Regions from separate parts of the Mus musculus genome. Here region 2 is linked to region 1. A link is a loop called in an ENCODE intact Hi-C map of the cell type or tissue named here. Cell type or tissue: left cerebral cortex. All regions are shown on one strand. Links, peaks and the distances in the headings refer to the core of each region. The heading gives the core; the rest is flanking DNA.

The links. A loop is a pair of places that touch in the nucleus more often than their neighbours do. Peaks named below come from ENCODE experiments on the same cell type or tissue, not always from the same donor. Only the 100,000 strongest peaks of a DNase experiment are listed, where the experiment ranks them.
Region 2: it touches region 1 in a loop (2.0-fold over the local background); 1 of 42 quality-filtered maps calls a loop at or near these places.

What each region holds. Positions count from the first base shown.
Region 1 is chr19:41,398,166-41,405,617 of GRCm38, reverse strand. No RefSeq gene overlaps it. Among named protein-coding and RNA genes, the nearest start is that of Pik3ap1, 17 kb to the right of the region's middle. In left cerebral cortex, for the core only: no CTCF peak of the experiment used is centred there; a DNase peak (open chromatin) is centred at 2,813.
Region 2 is chr19:41,454,280-41,461,731 of GRCm38, reverse strand. It overlaps the pseudogene Gm9788. Among named protein-coding and RNA genes, the nearest start is that of Gm33951, 13 kb to the right of the region's middle. In left cerebral cortex, for the core only: no CTCF peak of the experiment used is centred there; no DNase peak of the experiment used is centred there.

The sequences.
Region 1 (7,452 bases), core at 885-5,884:
GGTTTCTGTTGGTAAGATTCTTACATTTGCCTTTTGCCATCTGGTAATCTCTGGCGTTAGTTGTTATAGTTGTCTCTGGCTGGAGCTTGTTCCTCCTGTGATTCTGTTAGCCTCTGTCAGCAGTCCTGGGAGTCCAACTCTTTCCTGAGTCTCAGTGGTCAGAGTACTCTCTGCAGGCAAACTCTCCTCTTGCAGGGAAGGTGCACAGAGGTATCTGCCTGGAAGGGCTCTGCCAGAGCAGGTTGGGGAGCCATCTTGGGTGCCGGATCCCTCAGGGACTAGTCTGCTCACTCACTCTCTGCAGTCCGAGAGCTGACCTGCACAGACTGGTCTCAGAGGGACCCGGGCTATCAGCCACTTGTAATGGGCATGTTTACTTCACCACTGTACAAGATACTCTCTGTTAACTGCAGTTTTTGCTCACTCCTTAGTTTCCAGCATGTAAATCTTTATATCCATCATTACCTTCATAACATCTACTGAAATAAGCTTGGGGTTACACTTCTTTATTAATGGAACATTTTATGCAATAGCCTTTCTAATATTTATCATATAGTTGCTTTATACAATTTTTTTTTAAAGGCAGGGTCTCACTGTGTCATTTTGGCTGCTTTGGAACTCACTATGCAGAGCAGGCTGGCTTCAAACTCACAGAGATCCACCTGCCTCTGTCTCCTGAATGCTGGGATTAAAGGAGTGTGCACCTTGTCTGTGTAGTTTGAGGAAAAGTCTTACTGTGTAGCCCTGGCTGACCTGGAATTCCCTATGTAGACCAAGTTGCCCTCCAACTCGCAGAGATCCTCCTGCCTCTGTCTCCTGATGGCTAGAATTTAAAATGTGCCACACTACATTACTATTACATAGTTTTTGTTTGTTTGTTTTACATAGGTTTTTTCTATAATTTATTTTTATTTTATATTTACTGGTAATTTGATTGCACGTATGTCTGTGTGAGGGTGTTGGGTCCCTTGTAACTGGAGTTACAGACAGTTGTGAGCTGCCATGTGGGTACTAGGAATTGAACCCAGGTCCTATGGAAGAGCATCAGCCAGTGTTTTTTTTTAAAAGATTTTATATTATTATTATCTCTAAGTACACTGTAGCTGTCTTCAGATGCACCTGAAGAGGGTGTCAGATCTCATTACGGATGGTTGTGAGCCACCATGTGGTTGCTGGGATTTGAACTCAGGACCTTTGGAAGAATAGTCATTGCTCTTAACTGCTGAGCCATCTCTCCAGCCCCACTCCTATCCCTATTTTATTTTATTTATTTTTTTAAAGTAATTAATTTATTTTATGTGCACTGGGTGTTTTATCTCCATGGCTATCTGTGAACCACATTTGTGCTTGATGTCCACAGAGACCAGAACAGAGCATCAGATCTCCTGGGTATTAAGTTACAGAAGATTGTGAACTGTTAGGTGTATGTTAGGAATAGAATCCAGGTCCACTGGAGGAGCAGCCAGCCAGTGCCTTTAACCACTGAGCTGTCTCTCTATCTTGTCACATAGTTTTAATATAAATGGGAGTAAGTTGAAATGACTGAAAACATTTATAAAAAGTGGCAACATTTTACAACCCTGGCTTCATGTATTTTTCTTTATGTACTTTTTCTTTGATATTCTTTCTTTTTTGTTTGTTCGTTTGTTTTTAATATTCTATTTTCATTTTGTTTTCTTTGAGACAGGGTTTCTCTATATAGACCTGGCTGTCCTGGAAGTTGCACTATAGACAAGGTTGTCCTCAAACTTAGAGATCCTCCAGTTTCTGCCTCCTGAGTGCTGGAATTAAAGGCATGTGCCACCACCGCCTGCCAACATATTCTATTTTAAATCAACTTTTGGAGACATTTACATACATGAAATCAATTTATTTAAAGTATATACATCAATATTTTTTTTCTGCAAAAGAGGATGTAGAATCAATGAAATATTGTCACATCTCTGTGAGGTAGGAAACTATCCTTCTTATTCTCAGGGATGGAGGAGTGGGATGCGGTTGAGCCCACTGTCCAGTCCATTGTTTCTGTTCTGTGTGTTGAATGAATGATTGTCACATACTATCTCAGCTGAATGGATGATGGTCTCTGGCATTGTCTTTAGTGACTGCATCAGCTCCTGCTGTTTGGCTGCGCTCTCTTGTTGCTCATCCCTTCAGCAAAGGAAGGTCGGGTTAATTACATTCCCTTTATTTTGGTTGCATTTCTCGTTTTTGTTTTGTTTTGTTTGTTTGTTTTTTCAAGACAGGGTTTCTCTGTATAGCCTTGGCTATCCTGGAACTCACTCTGTAGACCACGCTGGCCTCGAACTCAGAAATCCGCCTGCCTCTGCGCCCGGTGGTTGCATTTCTCAAAGAGACCTTTCAGTAAAGTCTTCTCTTTTGTTCCTTCTGGTCCATTCCCCTTTGATCTAACGAGATCGCACACTCAAGAGACCCTTTGAGCTTTGAGAGGGATGTTTTCTACTCCTCGACCATATGCTTGGCTTTTTCCTTTCCTTTCCTTTCCTTTCCTTTCCTTTCCTTTCCTTTCCTTTCCTTTCCTTTCCTTTCCTTTCCTTTCCTTTCCTTTTTTTTTTTTTTTTAACAGAGAGATGCTCTTTCTCATGTGTCCTGAGGACTCTGGAGAGTCCTGCTGCTGGGCCACGAGTCATTCTAAAGCGGTCAGGCAGCACATGCTGGGTCCACCAGAGAGTGGATTGGAATGATTTAGCCCAGCAGACCCCACAGCTGCCCTGGGCTGTGCCTGCCATCTGGAAGTTCCAGTGCAGTCAACTGGCTACAATGTCCTGTTGTTACTTTTAATCTGGTTTCGTGTGGGTTATCACCGCTAGTAGTCCTTCCCCTTTTGACAGAACTTCCTCTTCATCTGGGATGTGTGGTAAAGGCTTCAGGGAGGAAGGGATTAAGCCTTAAGGTCCCCTTTTCTGGCAAACATCGAAGACAAAGTAAGGATTCTCTCAGCTGATCACTTCTCGTCCACTTCCTCTTCCGGGGATATTTTAGCGTGGTGGTTCTCAACCTGTGGGTAGCGACCCCTTTGGGGGTCAACCTGGCCTTTCATAAGGGTCACCTAAGACCATTGGAAAACACAGATATTTACATTACAATTTGTAACAGTAGCAAAATTACAGTTATGAAGCAACAATGAAAAAAATGTATGGCTGGGGTCACTACAACATGAAGAACTCTATTAAAGGGTCACAGCATTAGGAAGGTTGAGAACCACTGGCTTAGGGTTTTTCCTTATTCGGCATTTTCTGGAGACAGTCTGGAGTGAGAATCTGGAGATGATATTCCATGGTCTAAAACACGTAGAAGCACTGCATATCCAGAGACACTCTGCAGGGTAACTTTGATACTAACTTCCTTGATCCCTCCCTCACTTCCTGCTTCATCAGCTTTAGGCATCCAGTAGTCTCTAAAAAAACCAGATCTGGCAGGGTTGTGGCATGCCTTTAGTCCCAGCACTCGGAAGGCAGAGGCAGGTGGATCTCTGTGAGTCTGTAGGCCAGGCTGGTGTACAAAGAGAGTTTCAGGACAGCCAGGGCTACACAGAGAAACCCTGCCTCAAAACCAAAGCAAACAAATGAGAGAGGGAGGGGGAGGGGGAGGGAAACATTTTTTATTTGCTATCTAAATACACACATTTAGCCTGGATAAGTTAAGACTCATGTTTAAGCAATGAATCATACTTGAATGGTTATAGTAGTTTTATTCAAGTGCAAATGAGCCAAATGTTTATCAGATTAAAAATTATAGTATACTCTCTGTTTGTTTTTGAGACAGAGTTTCTCAGTGTAACAGTCCTGGCTGTCCTGGCACTTGCTTTGTAGACCAGGCTGGCTTTGAACTCACAGATATTTGTACATGTGTACCCCCACTTGAAAAAATTGTGGTATACTCTAACAATTCTAATGCACAATAGAAGGCACAAACCAATGACACACACACACACACACACACACACACACACACACACACACACACACACCATGGATGAGTGGAGGGCAGACACAACAGCATGCACTACGTGGTTCCCTTAACACAAAACTAGAAAATCAATTTCATCTCAATGGCAAAGAGGTTCATAGCTACCTTTGGACACAGATAGAGAGGAATGGGCTTTAAGAAGGACATGTGAAGGGGCTGGAGAGATGGCCCAGTACGTAAGAGCACTTGCTATTCTTCTGAAGGATATGAATTTGGTTCCTAGCACTCAGGTTGGGTGGCTTGTCTGGCCTCTTGGGTACCTACACTCATGTGACATATGCTCACACACACACACACACACACACACACACACACACACACACACACACACGTAAATAAAAGTAATAAAAGCAAACCTTTAAGAAGGCACATGAGGATGAATGAATATGTTCTGTGTCTTGAGGATGGTGGGAATTATATGCCATACAAACCTGTGGAAAATATTGAGATATATACCTCAAGTAAATTTAACCTCCACTCTGGTACTGTGGCCCATATGCACACACGCACACACACACACACACACTCAAATATAATAAAAAAAAAAACCTAAGTGCTTAGTGATAGTTAGGCCCCCAGATCTTAGTAGGCCCCCCAGACCCTTATCATAACTGACTCTGTGATGAAAAGTACCATTCAGGCTGTAGAACTCAGCACAGAGATAGAACCCCATTCAAAACAAAAACAAAGACCTAATCCATCAAAGTCCAAAGTTCTGGGAAAGACTAAATGTACTAGCGCTGTTTATTGGCTTCTGTAGTTCCATTTCTGGCTAACTGTTCTTGCTAACTGAAGTATGCCAACCCAGGACATGGTTTTTGTGTTTAAAAGCTCACCCTGAGAAAGGCTCAGGGATACATTGGGAATCTGAACACCCAGTGAAGTCACTGGTTGGCTAATAAAGACTTTCCGTTGGCTTAAACCCATGTTGGATCGGTCTTCTCTGGTGGGCACTCCACAATAGTCACCATACAGTAGATTCAGAACAATCTTGTTGCTATCATAATGGCTAAAGAAAAACCTACTTTTATTTCATACTTTCTTTTTTTAAACATTCTTTATTATCATTCCACACGTGTACGATGGGTGTAGGCATGCTCCTGCCACAAAGCACATATGGAGGTCAGAAGGCAACTCCGCAGGGTCGGTTCTCTCCCCTTCCACCTTTACACAGGTTCCAGGGATAGAACTCAGGTCAACGGGCTTATGAGGTAAGTGCTTCACCACTGAGTGTTCTCATCGCCCCATATTTCACAATTGTATACATCCACGCACATAAATCAGCGCTGTGCTTTGGTATTCCCTGCCCGTTATCCTCTCTTATCTCCCTTTCCTCTCCCACCAAACTGCTTTTCTTCCAACAAATGCTTCTGTTTTCATCTCTTTGTTGGTGGCCTACTGTCTTTAGAAGGGTGGATTCCTTGCATGAGCATGGTGGGAGGTTATTTTCTTAAGAAAGAACAATTTGCCAGTGTCTATATCATAGTGTGTGTGTGTGTGTGTGTGTGTGTGTGTCTTGGTTAGGGTTTTACTGCTGTGAACAGACACCATGACCAAGGCAACTCTTGGATAACTCGATGGATAACATTTTTTTTTTTTTTGAGACAGGGTTTTTCTGTATAGCCCTGGATGTCCTGGGACTCATCTGTAGACCAGGCTGGCCTCGAACTTAGAAGTCTGCCTTCCTCTGCCTCCCAAGTGCTAGGATTTAAGGTGTGCGCTACCACTGCCTGGCAATGGAAAACATTTAATCGGGGCAGGCTTACAGGTTCAAAGGTCCAGTCCATTATCATCAAGGTGGGGGCATGGCAGCATCCAGGCAGGCATGGTGCAGGCAGAGCTGAGAGTTCCACGTCTTCATCTTAAGGCCTCTAGGAGAAGACTACCTTCCAGACAGCTAGGAGGGTCTCAAAGCCCACTTCCACAGTGACACATTTTCTCCCACAAGGCCACACCAACTAATAGTGCCACTTCTGGGGCCAACAATATTCAAACCACCACCAGGGGTGTGACTTCCCACCCCTCACCAGGCATTAACTGCAATAGTTCCTCAGCCAGGGCTGGGACCCCATTGTCTCTCCATCATCCATGATAGAATGATGGCAATCTTGAATTTGTACAGGTCTTGTGCAGGTAGTCACAGCTTCTGTGATTTCATAGGTTCAAATTTTGTGTCATGTCCTGAAGTCATTTCACAGAGCTCCTCCCATCTTGCAGTTCTTAGCTTCTTTTTGCTCCTTCTTCCAACACATCACCTGAGTTGTAGGGGGGCAGGGGTTTGAGATACATGCTTCTCTCAGGTATTCAGGCCCACTCTTCTGACTTCTGGGTTCAAAACCATCTGTAACCCTAGCTCCTGCTGACCCGATGCCCCTGGCCACCTTGGGCTCCTGTGTTCATGTGCACCCCTCCCCCCCCTCAGACACAGACACAGCCACCTACACATAATTAAAAATAATAAAAATGAACCTTTTAAAAAATGTATTAAAGACTTAGAACAAGAACAAAAACAACCTGGTTTATTTCCAGATGTTTGTACCTTCTGGACTTGAAGACCAGAGGCTGAAGCCTTGTGTCCCTGCAGGGGCCAAGCACGGTGTTGCTGTGGGGTTACTGATGCCTAAGAGCACTGCAGGGTTTTGCTGTTGTACTTAACTTTGCTATACTTTAATTTTTCTGTAAGGAGTATTCTTTCTCTCCCCCTCCCTCTTCCCCTCCCCCTCTCCCTCTCTTCCTCCCCCTCCCCTTCCTCCCCCTCCCCTCCCCCTCCCCTTCCTGTCCCCTTTCCCTTTCTCTCTCTCTCTCTCTCTCTCTCTCTCTCTCTCTCTCTCTCTCTCTCACACACACACACACACACACACACACTTAAACTACTGAAGTTTTAATCTACTCAAATACTGTAACACAAGTCTAACACAAGAAGGAGACTGTACTGCTCAGTGGATCTAAAAAGATTGGCACCAGCATTGGCTTCATGAAGTTCCTTGGTGCCTCTCAAGGAAATGTTTTTCTGGGGAACTGGGGGTAAAAAATAGGATTTTCAAGTCCCTTTCCTGTGTCTTTACCAGTTCCAGCCAACAGAGTCAGGATCCAGGGAGCTCAACTCCCCAGATGCTTAACCCCTTAGACAAGGCTAGCCCTACTGACTCTTGCAATAAGTACACATTAAAGATCTATCTATCTATCTATCTATCTATCTATCTATCTATCTATCTATCTATCTATCTATTATGTACACAGTGTTCTGCCTGCATATATGCCTTCAGGCCAGAAGAAGCACCAGACCTCATTAAAGATGGTTGTGAGCCATTTATCCTGGGAATTGAACTCAGGACCTCTGCAAGATCAGTCAGTGCTCTCAACTTTTGAGCCATCTCTCCAGCCCCAGGATACATTAATTTTATATTTAAAAAGTCAGTCAATAAGAACGACCACAGGCTGGAAAAGAAACAGCAGAGTGTG
Region 2 (7,452 bases), core at 1,440-6,439, 56 kb before region 1:
CTCAAACTCTTGTCCAAGATGACCGATCCAAACAGGCTTCTTTCACTTCTGACTGAATTGATTTGCTTGACCTCAAACTAACTCTAGCAATCTGTTCTAATTCTTCTGTCTCCTTCTCATTCTTTTTGGTAAATATTATCCCATTTCCCTCTATATAACCCTTATTCTTTCTTCTCCCTAGATTTTGGTAATAACTCTCCTATTCTTTACAGTTACTAACTTTTTTTTTTTTTGTGCTGCAAAAGACCCTGTCTTGGATATATAAAAACCAACCAGATATCCACATGTAATAGCATCAATTCATAAGGTACATCTTGGACAATGGAATCTCAACATTAAGAAAAATCAATCGAGGACATGGATATTTCTCACATGCATATTGCTAGGTAAAAGCCAATCTGAACGGTAGCATACTATATAATTTCAAATGTATGGCACTCTATAAACACTTGTCAACACCCAGGTTGTTTAGCACAAGCAATGAACTCTATACTAGTCAAACATACATCAGTACTGGCTAGGTGGTATTGTACAGGCATGTAAAACCCAACACGTGTCTGGTCTACCTAGAATTTCCAGGTCCACTGGAGTTGCTACATGATAAAGCCATACTCAAAAAAAATTATATATTTTTTTAAAAAAGTACTTTCTGCTTTGCTAATATGAAACTGCTCCCCATCTCCCCCCGCCAAGAAAATTTATATAAAAAAAGTACAGCAAAACAAACCCAGTAAAACCGAATCATTTCTCAGGTAGCTAAGCATTTAGCCAATCCAGCACGAGGCCATGAGGAGCTGTCAGTCAGAGATGTTAAAATGCAGCGGGCTGTTGTTAGAGAGATGGATGCTGATTTGTCAACAGAGTCTCCACTCTGCTGGGAGACAGGAGGAGGGGCTTCTGATGACTGACAGCCAGGTTTTTGTTTGTTTGTTTTGTTTTGTTTGTTTGTTTTTAGCCATTATAGGGATCACAGAATATTCTTCCATTCCCTTTAGATCAGAGTAAAATCTTGTCTACGGCGGCATATTTGGGGGTAGGGCATTTTTCTTTGCACGGCTTCTTATTTTAAAGTTTCTTAGGATCTTCTTGTTGCTGTGAACACATTCAGGACATAGCAAATTATCTTCCACTCCTGGTTCTGGGATAATACAGGCCGGTAACAGGAAGAGAAAATTCATCCTTTGGGGAGTGTCTGGAACCCAGGTCTGTCCAGCAAGAAATTGCAGGCGAACCCAACCTTTCTTATCTGCAGGGAGCTGCCTGCCATGGACAACACACCATCTGGATCCAGTGGCTTGTGGCAGAAAGGCCTCCACATTAGACGGAAGAGGACATCGATTCTTAGACATTGACTGAGCTGCTCTCATGGCAATCCTTGCCCAGGCTGCAAATGTGGACTCCTTAGGTGAAGTTAGAATTTCCAGGACACCACTCTCCTCCTTTCTCCTTTGGCACCCGCTTGGAGGCCCGATTCCTCTGAAGACTATCTTGGATTTCTTGGGACCCTGCTTCATTCTGGCCTCCCGAGATGTATTGGGAATATAACATTCTTGTTTAGAATAGGAGTGTCTCCGAAGTCTCAAATAGACCTCAACTTTCTTGCCATCCGTACTCAAGTTATGATACCGACACCACTCCCGAAGAGTGTTCCGGGACACGTCCCTAATAGGAGGCAGGCTGGGCGGAGGACAGGTGCTTGGTATGGTTCTGGTTGGGTGTTTGATTCCAGCATGCCTCACCAGAGAACGGGCTGGTGGTGTGTGGTCTAAGGTTGAAGAAGAAACATTTGATTGCGTAGGGTAGTCTGTAATTGGCTCCTCCTCCTCCTTAAAGGGGACCAGCGTTAAAATCACACTTTCTTCATCCAAGTTCTCCTCAGATTGGTTCTCGTTGAAAGTCTCCAGGCCGAAGTATGACATTTTCAGGCAGGCTTGGGAGAAGACAAAGGCGAGTTACTAACTTTTTAATATGATAATAACAATAACAACAACAACAGTAATGCAGTAGGATGCTCTTCTCTGTTACTGGCTTATTTCCCCTTCCCCCAGTTCTAACCCTGTATTTTTATTTTTAATTTATTTATTTTAATTTTTGAAGAAATATGCCTCATTTTCTAAGACCTTAAAGAACCATATTTTTTTCACAAGCCCTTAGAATCATATTTTATGGTAACCTATATTTTCCTGAACACATGGTCTTTTCTTCTAGCCTTTAGGGAAAGCAAACAAACTATAGTCTGTGTCAGATGACTGAAAGGAACACCTTTTAGAAGAATAACTAGGAAAGAGCTATTTATAGCTAAGAAGCAATCAAAAGCTGTTTCCATGGAAAATTTCTGTTACAATTGTTATATCTGAGAGCTTCTAAAGTGCATCTGAGTTAGGCAGAATGGAAGCATCTAACACCAAAGGAGGGCCTCAAAAATAATCTTATTTTAAAAAAGAAAAGGAAAGTTTGGTTTAAAAAAATCACAGAAAATACTCAAATGTCTTCACTGAACCTTAGTAAAATGTACATTTCAAAACTTTCATATTTTTTCTTCCTAATAAAAGCAAGGCCTAGTATATGTATAAACTAATGACATGTCTGGCCATTCTATGGTATAGTTAAAAGGAAGATTTTTATTGTAGATATGAGAAAGAATAGCCAGAGGTGTCTAGAAGAATCTAAAGCAGAGAGAAAAAGTAAACATACTGGACATGGCTAGGGCTATCTGCAAGAAATGGGGAGGACAGCAGGGGAGAGAGAATAGAGAATACACAGTAAGAGCAGAGAACAGCAGCAGCAGCAGAGAGAGAGAGAGAGAGAGAGAGAGAGCGCATGAATAGTTGGTGGAGAGCAGCAGCCCAGGAGCTGGAGGGAGGTTAGAGTAAGGAAGGGTAAGGTTAGGAGGGCTAGGGTGTACACTTTGAAATGTGTGTGTGTTGCTTGAGAACTTGAGTTAGTCTAGAGACCAGCATAGACTTTGATATGCTAATAGGTACCACAGGTAGCCATGTGTCCCTTCTGCCAGAGGTAAGAGAAATGACTCCTTTTGGTAGATAGGAACCAGTTTCACAAATTCCTAAGGAATGCTGACTTCTAAGTGCCAGAAATCCTCATTTCTGGATATTTGGACTGCCTTTTGGAATTTGAGGAATTTGAGTTTCCTTTAGAAGTAGCAATGTAGCCAGGTATGGTGGCACACACATTTAATCCCAGTACTCAGGAGGCAGGGGCAGGCGGATTTCTGAGTTCGAGGCCAGCCTGGTCTACAAAGTGAGTTCCAGGACAGCCAGGGCGATGCAGAGAAACCCTGTCTCGGAAAAAAAAACAAACAAACCACCACCATCAACAACAAAAAAAGAAGTAGCAATGTACACCTTTAATCTCAGCACTTGAGAGGCCATCCCTGTGAGTTCAAGGAGAGCCTGGTCTATAAAGAGTTCCAGGACAGCCAGGACCATATAGAAAGACCCTGTCTCAAACAAATAAGCAAAAATGGATGGGTGGGTAGATAGATAGATAGATAGATAGATAGATAGATAGATAGATAGATAAAATGAAAAACATAAAAATAAAAAGTGCCTCCTTATTGAACAAAGAGCAAAAACAACCTTCATTTACTCTGTGATGAGCTGATTTTCATGGGTCCTAAGAGGCAAGATCCTGAAGCTGTCAGAAATTTCCAGAAACTTCAAGGTGAAAGCCAGACAGAGCTGGGCATGGAAGGCACATGGGCTTCTGTCTTATGCAGAGGTCTGTCAGCTGGCCTCTTGGAGACCAGATACAGATAGTCTTGGAGAGGAATTCACCACTAAGGGTAAACCTTCATTACATTCTCTACAAGAAGACATTATAAAGCTGATCTTGGTTGCATGTGTCTGTAATCCCAGGAGGCTAAGGCAGGTAATAGCCAGTTTGAGACCAGGCAAGGTTACAGAACGAGGCCTCATCTCAAGAAGGAGATGCTGCCAGAAATATGTTTAGGGTCTCCAAGAAAGAGATCACCACTGCACCATAAGTGTCTAGACAAGGGAAGCTCTATCCTTGATCAGTCAGGCTCACTCAGAAGAGTGAACACAGAGGGAACACATTTTTATCCTAACTTAGGTGGTGTCGGTGTCTTTACCCCCATTGGCTGGGGTCTGTGACCTCACAGTCTTAGTTTAGGACTAGTCTTGAAAGAATTGGCACCTAGGAAGTGAAGGAGAAACAAACCATTCCACCGCTTTAATCAGCACATCTTATAAGACACGCCCTTTGCACGAAGGTTTTACTGAGTTATTAACTGAACTCCTGACTACTTTAAATGGCTTTAACCATAAGCAGCCACACTGCCAGACTGGACCTCACCTTCTCATTGAACTGCTAATTTCCTTGTTAAATCCAGGATTCAGCCTGGGGTATCACATTACACCAAAAGGCTCTTTTGGTTTTGGTTGACCTTCTTCTGGGTAGCCCTGGCTGTCCTGGAACTCACTCTATAGACCAGGCTGGCCTCGAACTCAGAGATCCATCTGTCTCTGCTTCTCAAGTGCCGGAACTAAAAGCCTGTCCCACCACTGCTGTGTTTTATAAACTGGCAGAGGCGTGTTGCATTAGCAGGGAGCATCACAGCGACCTGCCAAGGTCTCTTCCTGAACAATCAAGCCAGGAAGGCACAGGCCTGGTATGGAGACAGGAGATTCCCCACTTAGGCAACTATGGGAAACTATTTCTACATACAGGATAGAGACTTTCCAGTGAAGCTGGTTTTGGGTGGCCACATACTGTCAGTAACCCACACCCATTTTCATTACATGATAAATCCCAATTAATTTAGACAACATTGCTTAGCCCCTCCACCTCCCAGGAAGAAATTTCTTACAGTATTATAAGAAATTATAATTATAGCAAATTCTTTGTTAATGTCCTTATGTCTCATGGTATTAAGAAAGGGGACAAGTAAATAAAATAAGATGTTAGAAGGAGATATGCATGGCTGTTGTTTTAGTAAAGGGTGATTTATTTTTATATGAAGATTAAGATGACGACTGGATGATTCCAGAATGGGAAAGAAGACTGGAAATCACTTGCAAGTAATGAAGATGTGAGTGAGTTCCTCAAGGTACATAAAAGATGAGACTTAGAGATGATACGTTAAAGTTTCTAATGCCGTTGATCAATAATTACAAGGACTGACTAAGATCTATAAAATCTATGTCTAAAGTTTATTTAGAACTATCTGTTTTTTCAAACAGTATACAATAGTCAAAAGTTCCAGACTAGTGCAACTGATCTTCTGCGTGTTTAATAACCATAGTTGAAGGCTATTCTAATGTGGTCACCCAACACTCCCAATTCTGCTGGAAAAAGCCAGATCAGTCATCACCCTGAGTCTGTGATGCCATTTGGGTTTACAGCTTCAGAAGGAGGGAGATGGTATAAGAGATAGAAATCGGTTAGACAGTTTAGGATAAAAAGACCCCAAAGAAAAGCAACCCGTTTCTTTCTTGATTGAAAGCCAGAAACATCCTGGGGACTCTTGGTAGTTTCATCCCTCCCAAAGCAAAGATGCCAAAAGAATTAGGGACTTATTTTTTATTTTATTACCATAACTTTAATTGAAACTGTTTTTTCCATACAATATATGGTGATCACAGCTTCACCTGCGTCATCTCCTCCCAGATTCTGCCGCCTAGCTCTGGTCTTTGGTCTGGGTCCTAGATGATTTAGGGTTTCCTCTTTAGCAATGAGAAAGTAGCAATGAAGGCCTCTTAAGGGGAAACTCCTGGTCAGGAGGACAGAATCTCTGGCCTGGATGTAGAAATAACATTCAGTGGGGTCCTGCCAATCCCCTGGCCAAGGACAGAGACAGGGAAATTCTCTTGAACGAGGATTTGAAGGTGTTCATCTATCAGTCAGCAGAGAGCTGCCAGCCGTTAGCTTGTGACCATCAAAGGAAGTGAAAACTTAAGGGTTGTTTGGAAAGTCATTTGCGTTGAATGGTGTCTTGCTGGGACAAACACAAGGAGTGTTTTGCTGAAGCAGACACAGGTGAAAGGATATTTTGCTGAAGCAGACTCGTGAAAGAACTCGTGATGAAGGATTCTTCGATAACAACACACATTTATTGGTCTGCCTTACATTTTGTAGTTGAGTTCCATTTGTCATGACTCCATAGAGAGAAGAAATAGACCAAAAAATTTCTGGTAGTGTGCTGTGGCTTCTTGAAGCTTCTGAGGACTTGGCCGATTGGCAGAGTGACGTCAGCTGATACAGGGAGGAGTTTTGCTAAGACAGACTCACATGCTGAGGCAACACATGTGAGGTAAGACCCATGGAGGACACATGATATTTGGAGGGAGTACAAATAGGGACTCAAGGGACTGTGAGAGGGGCTTGCTGGTAGAACTAGCTCCTGCAATGCTTCTTTGGTCTCATGCCCTTGCCAATCCTTACTTCCTTGAGAGAGGCTCAACTGAGAATGTTTTTCTGGCTTCCCTGCTGGTCTGAATTCCTTCTGCTGACTCATGCTGACACTGAGGCCTGCTGACTCATGCTGACACTGAGGCCTGGCTGTCTCTGCTGGGTCACGCCACTGCTGCTGATTCATGCTTGCTATCCCGTCTCGACTGAACTGGACTGCTGGTATATTCGTGAAGTATTTTCAAGTGGATTGAGCTGCCACTGCTGGCCTGTGAACTGAACTGCTGATTTCCTGACCAATGCTGATGGGATTTGTACTAAAGAACATTTTCTAAACAGGTTCATTTCCCCTGTATCCCTTGTATCCTCTGGTGGGTGCTGGGCTAGAAGGGAGGTTAAAGCATTTAAGAACCACTGAAGAGATCAATTCAGGACCTTTGGAAAATTCCACCAGACCCCTCCTCTCCTGGAAGAGAAAGGTCAGAGAGCACACAGGCACCCCTCCCCTCCAGAAGGGAGAGGCTAACTACATTCCTCAGACCACAGGCGGGGGGGGGGGGGGGGGGGGGGGGGGGACACACGACACACGACACAGGACGACAGACGGACAGACAGACACAGACAGACAGACACGGGATGGGATCGACCATTGGCCACCTGTGGACCAGAGCAAGTAGACACATCCTGAGACTGTTGACCACCTGCAGACAAGGAAAGTCCTTGCCACCTCATTCCCTAAAGACCAATCAGTTTTTAAAAGTCACACTGTTCTGCCAATCACATTGTGCCTAATGGCTGCTGCTCTGAAAACTGTATAAAAACTCACCAATCAGGCTGCGCGTGGTCCTTCTCTCTCCTTTGTGTGCAGGGCGACCCCAGCTTGCTGGAACAATAAAATTCCTCAATTCTCAACTCTGAGTTGTCCACTCAGGGGGTTTCCGATAAGTTAAGGCTCTCAGAGTGTTACACCATCATTAAAAGTAGGTTTTGAAAAATTAAAGTTTATAATCCAATCCTCAGCAAGTCTTGGATTTCAAGGGCAGACAGAAAGATGGAAGTGTT